Regions from separate parts of the Homo sapiens genome. Here region 2 is linked to region 1. The links are chromatin contacts, found by Hi-C or POLR2A ChIA-PET in ENCODE. All regions are on one chromosome and are shown on one strand. Each heading gives the region's core, a stretch centred on a gene start or an enhancer-like site at or near the end of the contact. The rest is flanking DNA. Distances are from core to core; before and after follow the strand shown. Region 1 overlaps SCN10A (sodium voltage-gated channel alpha subunit 10). Region 2 has its middle 18 kb from the start of SCN10A.

The links. Hi-C counts contacts between places; a loop is a spot of excess contacts on that map. ChIA-PET counts read pairs that join two places held with the same protein, here RNA polymerase II (POLR2A). Pooled maps may share reads with other maps.
Region 2: a loop to region 1 is called in a map of aorta, with 2.9 times the contacts of the local background. The contact joins two enhancer-like sites. A Hi-C loop is called at or near these places in 5 of 168 maps with a recorded cell type or tissue (aorta, ascending aorta, endothelial cell of umbilical vein and 2 more) and 5 of 50 pooled maps. POLR2A ChIA-PET finds 5 or more read pairs at or near these places in 1 of 52 experiments (Panc1).

What each region holds. Positions count from the first base shown.
Region 1 is chr3:38,714,620-38,718,885 of GRCh38, reverse strand. SCN10A (sodium voltage-gated channel alpha subunit 10) reads left to right here. Exons shown (of 28, transcript NM_006514.4): 21 at 60-233. Among named protein-coding and RNA genes, the nearest start is that of SCN5A, 67 kb to the right of the region's middle. Within about 2 kb of position 1,250, at least 3 of the 41 ENCODE cell types and tissues checked have a DNase peak (open chromatin) inside an H3K27ac peak, as active enhancers do; they include heart right ventricle, where a contact is called at or near this core.
Region 2 is chr3:38,832,282-38,836,547 of GRCh38, reverse strand. No RefSeq gene overlaps it. Among named protein-coding and RNA genes, the nearest start is that of SCN10A, 18 kb to the right of the region's middle. RefSeq lists an enhancer at 1-43 and a silencer at 2,162-2,241. Within about 2 kb of position 2,232, at least 5 of the 41 ENCODE cell types and tissues checked have a DNase peak (open chromatin) inside an H3K27ac peak, as active enhancers do; they include heart right ventricle, where a contact is called at or near this core.

The DNA.
Region 1 (4,266 bases), core at 1-2,500:
TGGGCCCCAGTGCTGTGGGTCCAGGCAGCCTGCCATTCTGCATCCTTTCTTCCTTCCAGGCCTTTGAAGACTATTACCTGGACCAGAAGCCCACGGTGAAAGCTTTGCTGGAGTACACTGACAGGGTCTTCACCTTTATCTTTGTGTTCGAGATGCTGCTTAAGTGGGTGGCCTATGGCTTCAAAAAGTACTTCACCAATGCCTGGTGCTGGCTGGACTTCCTCATTGTGAATGTGAGTGGCTCAGTGGGAACACGTGGGGTTTGGGGTCCTCCCCTCTGACTCCTGGCTACAGCTAGGGCAAAGGAAGCTCAGAGACCTGGCCCTCAAGGGCTACTCCAAAGAAAAGTTTTGAGCATTTAGTGAGGAGTCTGAGAATAGCCCTGACACCCATGAGTGGTAAAGTCCAGGCAGTATGTGACTGTGACACAATAGTGACTGTTAGGTGAGTTATTAGGTCTCCATTCAGAAAGATCCCTGCAATCCTCTGCATTTTTACATCCAAAGTGAGATGACACATGCAGCTCTCAGAGGTCTTATGGCCCTGCATCCATAGATGGGTCTTCTGGACCTTGGGGAGCCATGAACTGTGAGCACAGAGAATCTTCCCACCTGCGGTTCTGTGGTCCTCACACCTGGCTGCACTTGAGAATCACCTGGGGAGCTATGAAATATGCAGTGACCGACCACCACTACCCCAGAGATTCTGATCTTATTGGTCTTGGGTGGTGCCCAGGCACCTGTATTTTATAAATGCTCCCAGGCATTTCCAAGGTGCAGCCATGGCTTAGAACCACTGAGCTTATACTGCTGCCTCCTCCCCAGTGGCATTGAAAAGAACAGAGGGCGCATTTGGAGAGGTAATGAGCTGGAGTTCATGTGTTCACACTCATGGTAACCTGTGGCCAGTAATCCCTGCATTAGAGAATTGACTGTGTGCTTCTCACACATCAGACATGTGATTCCTCAGTCATCTCTTCCTCATCTTAACCACCACATTGCACTATCACTGTCTAGGCCACTACCTTCTTTGCTTTGCAGCATGGTTAACTGAGTTATCTGTTCACTGCCGCATAGCTGAGGGTTTCTGCAAGCAGGGTGAGGCATGTGCTGTGTTGGTCTCTGCCTGCCCCACTCAAGCAGCTGCCAGCAGCAAGGTCTGCCCAGCAGAGGTGTCAGGAAATGTGTCTGTATTTGGTGCTTGCCTCCTGAAGCTGGATGAGGTTCAGCACAGAACATTCTGTCCAGCCTCCTGTGCTGGCAGGTCCTCCATAGCAGGCCTGTGCATTCAATTCTCTTCTTCCCTGATGCCAATGCACTAGCAGCTTCAGGCCACTGTACCACAAGGATTAGCTGTGAGGCCTGAAATCTGAGTCATGGGTGATAATTCTGTGCATATGAAATAATTATTCATAAATGAAAGGAAAATTATTTATTCCGGTGTCCCACCCCTTTGGGGGCACAGTCACTCCTGCTTATGTTGATCTCACCAGTCTCAGTCCTAATCACCTTAAACGGTCATGCACTCATTTCATCCATCTTCCTACTGATTCTTCCTTCCAACCATCCATCCTTCCTTCCATACATTTCACCTTTTGTATCCAACCATTCAGTCTTCCTTTTTCCTTCCTCCCAAACATCCATCCATCTTTATTTCTTCCAGCTGTACATCTTCATCAGTCCTCCCCTTCCATCCATCCATTCCCATTCTTCTTTCCCTCTTCTCTTCTGCCCAATCTTTTATTCTAAACTTCCTTCCATCTATTCATCATCCTTAACCCTTATATCTTTCTATCTTTTGATTCATTCTTCTATCCAACTGTCCAATCATCTAACATTCTGTTCACTCATTCACGCATCTTCCATCCAAGCATGCTTCTACTCACTCATCCTTCTATCCACTCATTCTTCTATCTTTCCATTCTTGTTTCAACCTATCCATCTATTCTTCCTTTCTTCCACTTATCTGTTCATTCATCCCTTTCCCTTCCATTCATCATCCATTCATCCATCCTATCAACCTTCCAGTCATTCACTAATTTATTCCATTCATCTATTCTGTCCAGCTCCCCATCTTTCCATTCATGCATTAGTCATTTTACCCAGCCATCCATCCTTCTCTTATCCACCTATCTCATCTATCCATTCACTATTCCCTGCTTTCATACTTTTCCTTTCTTGTTTGTTTCTCCCATCCTTCCATTCAACTATCTATCCTATCCATCTTTTTGTGTCTGTTATCTTTTAAAATTTTAAAAAATATATTTTATTGTATATATTTGTATTAGTCTATTTTCATGCTGCTGATAAAGACATACCTAAGACTGGGCAATTTATAAAAGAAAGAGGTTTAATTGGACTTACAGCTTCACATGGCTGGGGAAGCCTTACAATCATGGCAAAAGGAAAGGAGGTGCGAGTCACGTCTTATGTGGATGGCAGCAGGCAAAGAGAGAGGTTGGGCAGGGAAACTCCCCCTTATAATACCGTCACATCTCATGAAACTTATTCACTATCATGAGAACAGCATGGGAAAGACCTGCTCCCATGATTCACTTACCTCCCACAGGGTCCCTCCCCTCCCACAACACATGGGAATTCAAGATAAGATTTGGGTGGGGACACAGCCAAACCATATCAATTTTTAAGGGATACAAAATGATGTTATAAGATATATATATATATAAATGATTACTATAGTGGAACATATTAACATATCCATCATCTCACATAGTTACCCATTTCTCCCCCTGTGGCAAGAGCAGCTATAATTACTCAGCGAGCAAAAATACTGAAAACAATATGCTATTATTAACTATAGTATTCATGTTATACATTAAATCTATCCTATTTATCATTGTATCCTTTAATTCATCCCTCTATGCAATCACCCTTCAACTTTTCATCCAGCTGTACTTCTTTCTTTCTTTCCTTCTAGCCATCCCAATGATCCTATTTTTCTTCCATTTGCTATACATCTAACTATTGAATACAGGATTGTCTTATGAAGTGCTTTGTAAGAAACAGAAGCACAGAATAAATACTCACTATCTCCAGGATCTTACACTTTAGTCTTTCAGCAGACAAGACACACATGGAAATAAATGTATTATAAGGGTGAATGTGTTGAGCACTGCTGGGGGCAATTAGTATCTTGGAGACACAGAGACATGAGCCTTCTTCCACTCTTGGGGTGGGGTGGTTGAGAATTCTTCCTATGGGAGGTGGCATTAGATGTGGGGCATAGAAATGAGCAGGACCAAGGAGCTGCGAGAGGACTGGGGAAGGCCCGTCTTAGCTAAAGGCTGACCTTGAACAAAGGCACAGACACAAGTATGCTCAGGGAACAATTTGATTTGGGTAGAATGTGTGGGTGAAATATGACTGGAAAAGTAGGTTGTGACCATATGACACAGGCTACAGAGTATGGAGTTTATCCTGAGGGTGATAAAGTACCAGTGATGTTTGGGAGTAAGAGAAAGACATGATCATAATCAGATTTGCAGTGGAGAATAGATGCATGGTGCAGTACTAGGGCCTGGAGACTACTTGGGAGGCTAGTGGGCTGAGCAGTGGGAATGGAGGTGGGCTTGGGTGGACAGACTTTGCTGGAGAGGCACAGCACCTGTCTGCCCCAGCTGCAGATTATCCATGTGAGGCAGACTTCCCAGGGGGCTGAGCAAAAGACTGAATAGGGTTCAGCATGGAACTGGCCCCAAACCTCCCTACCCTCATGCACCCAGGCAGCTGGGTCTCACCTGCTGATGTCTGGAGCCTTGCATGAATGAAGGAAGAGGGTCCCTTCCATTCCGGTTCTTTGTCCTGGTGCAATAAGCCACTCATCCAAAGAATGGACATTGCTTGGGGCTCTGCCACTCAAGTATAAAGCCCTTCTTTTCTGAAGCTCCTGTGTGCATCCCACCTAACTGCCAGGATAAGCTGAGCCTGAATTCAGCCCACCATCTGTGGTGTGGCTAAGATCTCACAGGACAGGGTCATAGCCCGTATCTATGACATCTCCCTGGCACCTTCAAAGTTCCTAGCAGGGGAACTTTTTTCATGTAAGTTTCTGTCCTTTGCAGTCTTTGGACCACCACTTAAAGAAAACTGACAGACCAAAAGGGGCTCACAAGTCAGTCATTATATCTCAGATATCTATTGAAGCTAGATCTCATGGACCCATACCAGAAACTTTTTGAAGAACTGCAGAGCTATCAGAACTTTGGAATTCTCTTAGTCTGACTTTTTCATTTTACAAAGGGTGAAA
Region 2 (4,266 bases), core at 983-3,482, 120 kb before region 1:
TTCAGACAAAGGTGTGGAGGATGTTCTGTCTGGGAACATGGGCTTAGTGTGCTGATCTGTCCCCTGCCCCCCACCCCACCACTGGAACCCAACAAAGCATGCCAAACCACAGATTAAATGCTGGTGGTGCTGAGAGATTTGTTCCGAATCCAAAATGGCAGCTCTTTTTTAGCCAGGGGCACCCTTCCCCGTGGGATATAGAGCCTGTTTCTGCCCTGGTTCAGGCTGCTTTAGTGTGTGAAACATGGGTTCTCCCTATTTCAAGACCGAACTCCCTCATTTGACTCTCATTGGGCCATCCTTCTCTGCTTTAGTTAAAATTATTTCCTTTGCTGTCTGTTTTAGCCAGAGGTGATATTTAAAAATATTTAATCTCTGGTGAGGCTTGGGCACTGACCAAACAGAATGGAATGTCACTGAGTGCGAGAGGGTCCTTGGAGATTGGCCAAAAGGAAGGCAGTGGGTGGCTGGATTAGAGATGTAGCTGGGTGTCGCCCTTTAGAGGTTGGATCCCAGGACATTTTAGGGGTGAGGGCATAGGGAACAGTTAGGGGTGCTGGTTAGAATCCATTTACCCACACTCCCACCTCAGATTCATTATCTGTTTTTCTCTTCCTTGACCTGTATCCAGAGAGACAGATCCTTTCAGGCTGCATCAGCTGGACTTCCTTGCTGACTGACTTCCAGTTGGGTTAAGTCAATGGGAGGCACCAGCAAGAGATAGAAGGAAAGGAAGAGAAGCAGTCAGGGTTTTTCTTCCCTGCTTCCTCCCTGCTCCAGGCTGTGTTTCTAGCAGTGGCTATATTCCTCCAGTGCTACAAATCCTGTCCTGCACTCCTTTTCCATTGTTCCAGCTTTCCTGGGCTCTAGCAATGCTGTCTTCCTTTTCCCCTTCCAGTCTAAGGATGGAAATGGTTTCCTGCTATTGCTAGTCTCTGAGTGCCTAACATCCTTAACTCCTGGATAGCCAGCCTTTGGGATGGCCCCTGCTGGTCTTTGCCTCCTGCTATTTATCCCTTTGAATAGTCTCTCCCACATCATCCCTGGTTTGTTTTGTATGCCTTGGTTTGAGGCAGACAGCAGTAGTAATGGGGGTGTCAGACTGAGACTTGTGTCTTGACTGCCCTCTGGCTTGCTTTCTCTTGGATCATTCACTCTGGGGAAGGCAGGCCACCAGGTTGCGAGTAGCCCTATGGAGAGGCCCCCATGGCAAAAAAAAATGAAGCCTAACTAATAGCCAGCAAGGAACTGCAATTTGTTAACAATTCCGAGCTTGGAAACAGCTCCTGCAGCCCCCGGGCAAGTCTTGAGATGAAGAGATGACTGTAGCCCCTGCAGACAGCTTGACGACAACCTTGTGAGGGAGACCCTGTGCCAGAACCACCCAGCTAAGTCACTCTCAAATTCTCACTTCTTGGAAACTGTGAGAGATAATAAATATTTGTTGCTTTAAGCTGCAATGTATTGGGGTGATTTGTTACATAGCATAGATAATTAATGTAACTCCATCTATACTTCTGGAAATAGTCACTTTACTAAAGTTTCTTGAACCATCTGAGACAGATTCTGCTTTCTGATTAATACTGAGGCTCACTGTGGCTGCCACTTAACCAGTGCTATGGAAAAAGTTCTATATTTTAACAATGCTGTGGTTGCACTGGTATGTTCCCTCTGAATATCTTCTGACCCATCACTTGGAAATCAGGGAAGTCCAGGGTAGAGCCCCCAATCTCAATGAGATCTTGGATGGGGCAGAGCCCAGGGATTGAGGAGGGAATAGGAAAAAAGGATTACAGGAGAAAAGGAAGAAGGGAAGTACAAGGGAGGCAGATAGGGAGCTAGATGGCAGAATAAAAGATTCGGGCCTGAGTTAGTCCACAAGAAATTAGGAGAGGTATCTTCCAGAACTCCACCTGCTCTGCAATAAACCCTACCCAACTTGTCCAGTGGGATGGAGATGAGAGCTAGAGAGAGTCCAATACAGGTAATAGTCCTTAGACTGATAGTTCTGTGTGGGTAATTTAGCATTATTTCTAGATGAGTTTTCCTTGAGGCATCAAATCCTGACTCTCCTCAGCTCTCAGCCTCACGTGTTGTTCATCTCTACAAGCCAGCATGCCAGCAGTCCCTGGGGCCCCACTGAGAAGCCCCTGCCTAGAGGAGATGGACAGCATCCTCCATCGTGGGCGGGGCACTTTCCTCTCTGCAGTTGGCCGGGGCCAGCAGCCAGGCATTACTGCGCAGGGGGCCCCTTTGTATGGCTGTGCGGCCTCAGAGTGCCCTCTGTGAGTCATTTCCTGTTATTCTCATCGAAGAAGTCCTGCCATTCTTTAGAGCAAAATTTGACATTTTTACAGGACTTACTTCTGCGGCCTTTTGGTCAAGAGAAAAAGGCAGGGATCCTTTCATTTATATTTACAAAGCCATTAATTGGCTTCTTTATAAAATTAGACTCCATTATAAACTCAACTGGAGTGGGAGCATAGCTTTATTTAGTCCAAAACATCAAACAGTTTTAAAGGATTCTTTTTTAACAACCAAGTGTTCAGTGGCAAGTCGACTGGAGAAGTAAGCTCCACTTCCTTCTGCTGCTGAAAATGCAGGTTATATATATATATATATATATATTTTAATTATACTTCAAGTTCTAGGGTACATATGCACAACGTGCAGGTTTGTTACATATGTACACATATGCCATGTTGGTGTGCTGCACCCATTAACTCATCATTTACATCAGGTATATCTCCTAATGCTATCCCTCCCCCTCCCCCCACCCCACGACAGGCCCCGGTGTGTGATGTTCCCCTTCCTATGTCCAAGTGTTCTCATTGTTCAATTCCCACCTATGAGTGAGAACATGCAGTGTTTGGTTTTTTTGTCCTTGCGATAGTTTGCTGAGAATGATGGTTTCCAGCTTCATCCATGTCCCTACAAAGGACATGAAATCATCCTTTTTATGGCTGCATAGTATTCCATGGTGTATATGTGCTGCGTTTTCTTAATCCAGTCTATCATTGATGGACATTTGGGTTGGTTCCAAGTCTTCGCTACTGTGAATAGTGCCGCAATAAACATACATGTGCATGTGTTTTTATAGCAGCATGATTTATAATCCTTTGGGTATATACCCAGCAATAGGATGGCTGGGTCAAATGGTATTTCTAGTTCTAGATCCTTGAGGAATTGCCACACTGTCTTCCACAATGGTTGAACTAGTTTACAGTCCCACCAATGGTGTAAAAGTGTTCCTATTTCTTCACATCCTCTCCAGCACCTGTTGTTTCCTGACTTTTTAATGATCGCCATTCTAACTGGTATAAGATGATATCTCATTATGGTTTTGATTTGCATTTCTCTGATGGCCAGTGATCATGAGCATTTTTTCTTGTGTCTATTGGCTGAAAAATGCAGGTGATATTGACTCTGGTGTGTCCACTGCTCATGGATGCACCTCAGGTGTGCCCACCCAACCTGGAGAGAGAGAAGGGAAGATGGAAGGCACAATCGACAGCCATCCCCAGGGCCCTGCCTGCAGCTCCTGCTTCTGTCTAAAGCTACCCATCTAGCTCCAGAAAACTGCCAGAGGAGGAATATCCCAAGCCTGATCCCCACTCCAGACCAAGCCCAGGCATGGACAGTACCAGCGGTGTGGCTCACCACACTCGCTGCTCCCTGACCCTGTAGTCGGCCAGGCACTGAGTCTTCACAGAGAGTTTATCTCCACTCAACCTATGTCATGAAGCTGCAAGAATCAGTCATTTCCCATCACCCACATCATAGTCTGGGAACTTGGAACCAGTCGCCTAACTTACTTTGATTTCTGTTACTCCAGGGCACACAGAGCATTGAATGCAGGATTTTTCAAGTTTTAATATATAGATGCATCACCAGGGAGCCTGCAAAAATGCAGACTCTTACTCAGTCACTCTGGGGTGGGGCCTGAGTGCATTTCTAACAAGGTGATGCTGATGCTGCTGGTCCAAAACCATAATTTATGGAGCAGGAATCTGAGTCAGACCCCTCATGTTACAGGTGGGAAGACTGAGCCGAGAGCAGGAGAATGGCTTTCTCGTGATACTTAAATCAGGCTGGAGGAAGTGTTTCAGGTAGTCTCACCTACCTTCTGTCACCTCACTCATGATACAGACCCCCAGCTCTTTAGGGAAGTGCTTCTCAAACTTTAATGTGCACATGAATTACCCAGGATCTCGTGAAAACACAGATCTGATTCAGTAGATCTGTGGTGAGCCCAGAATCTTAATT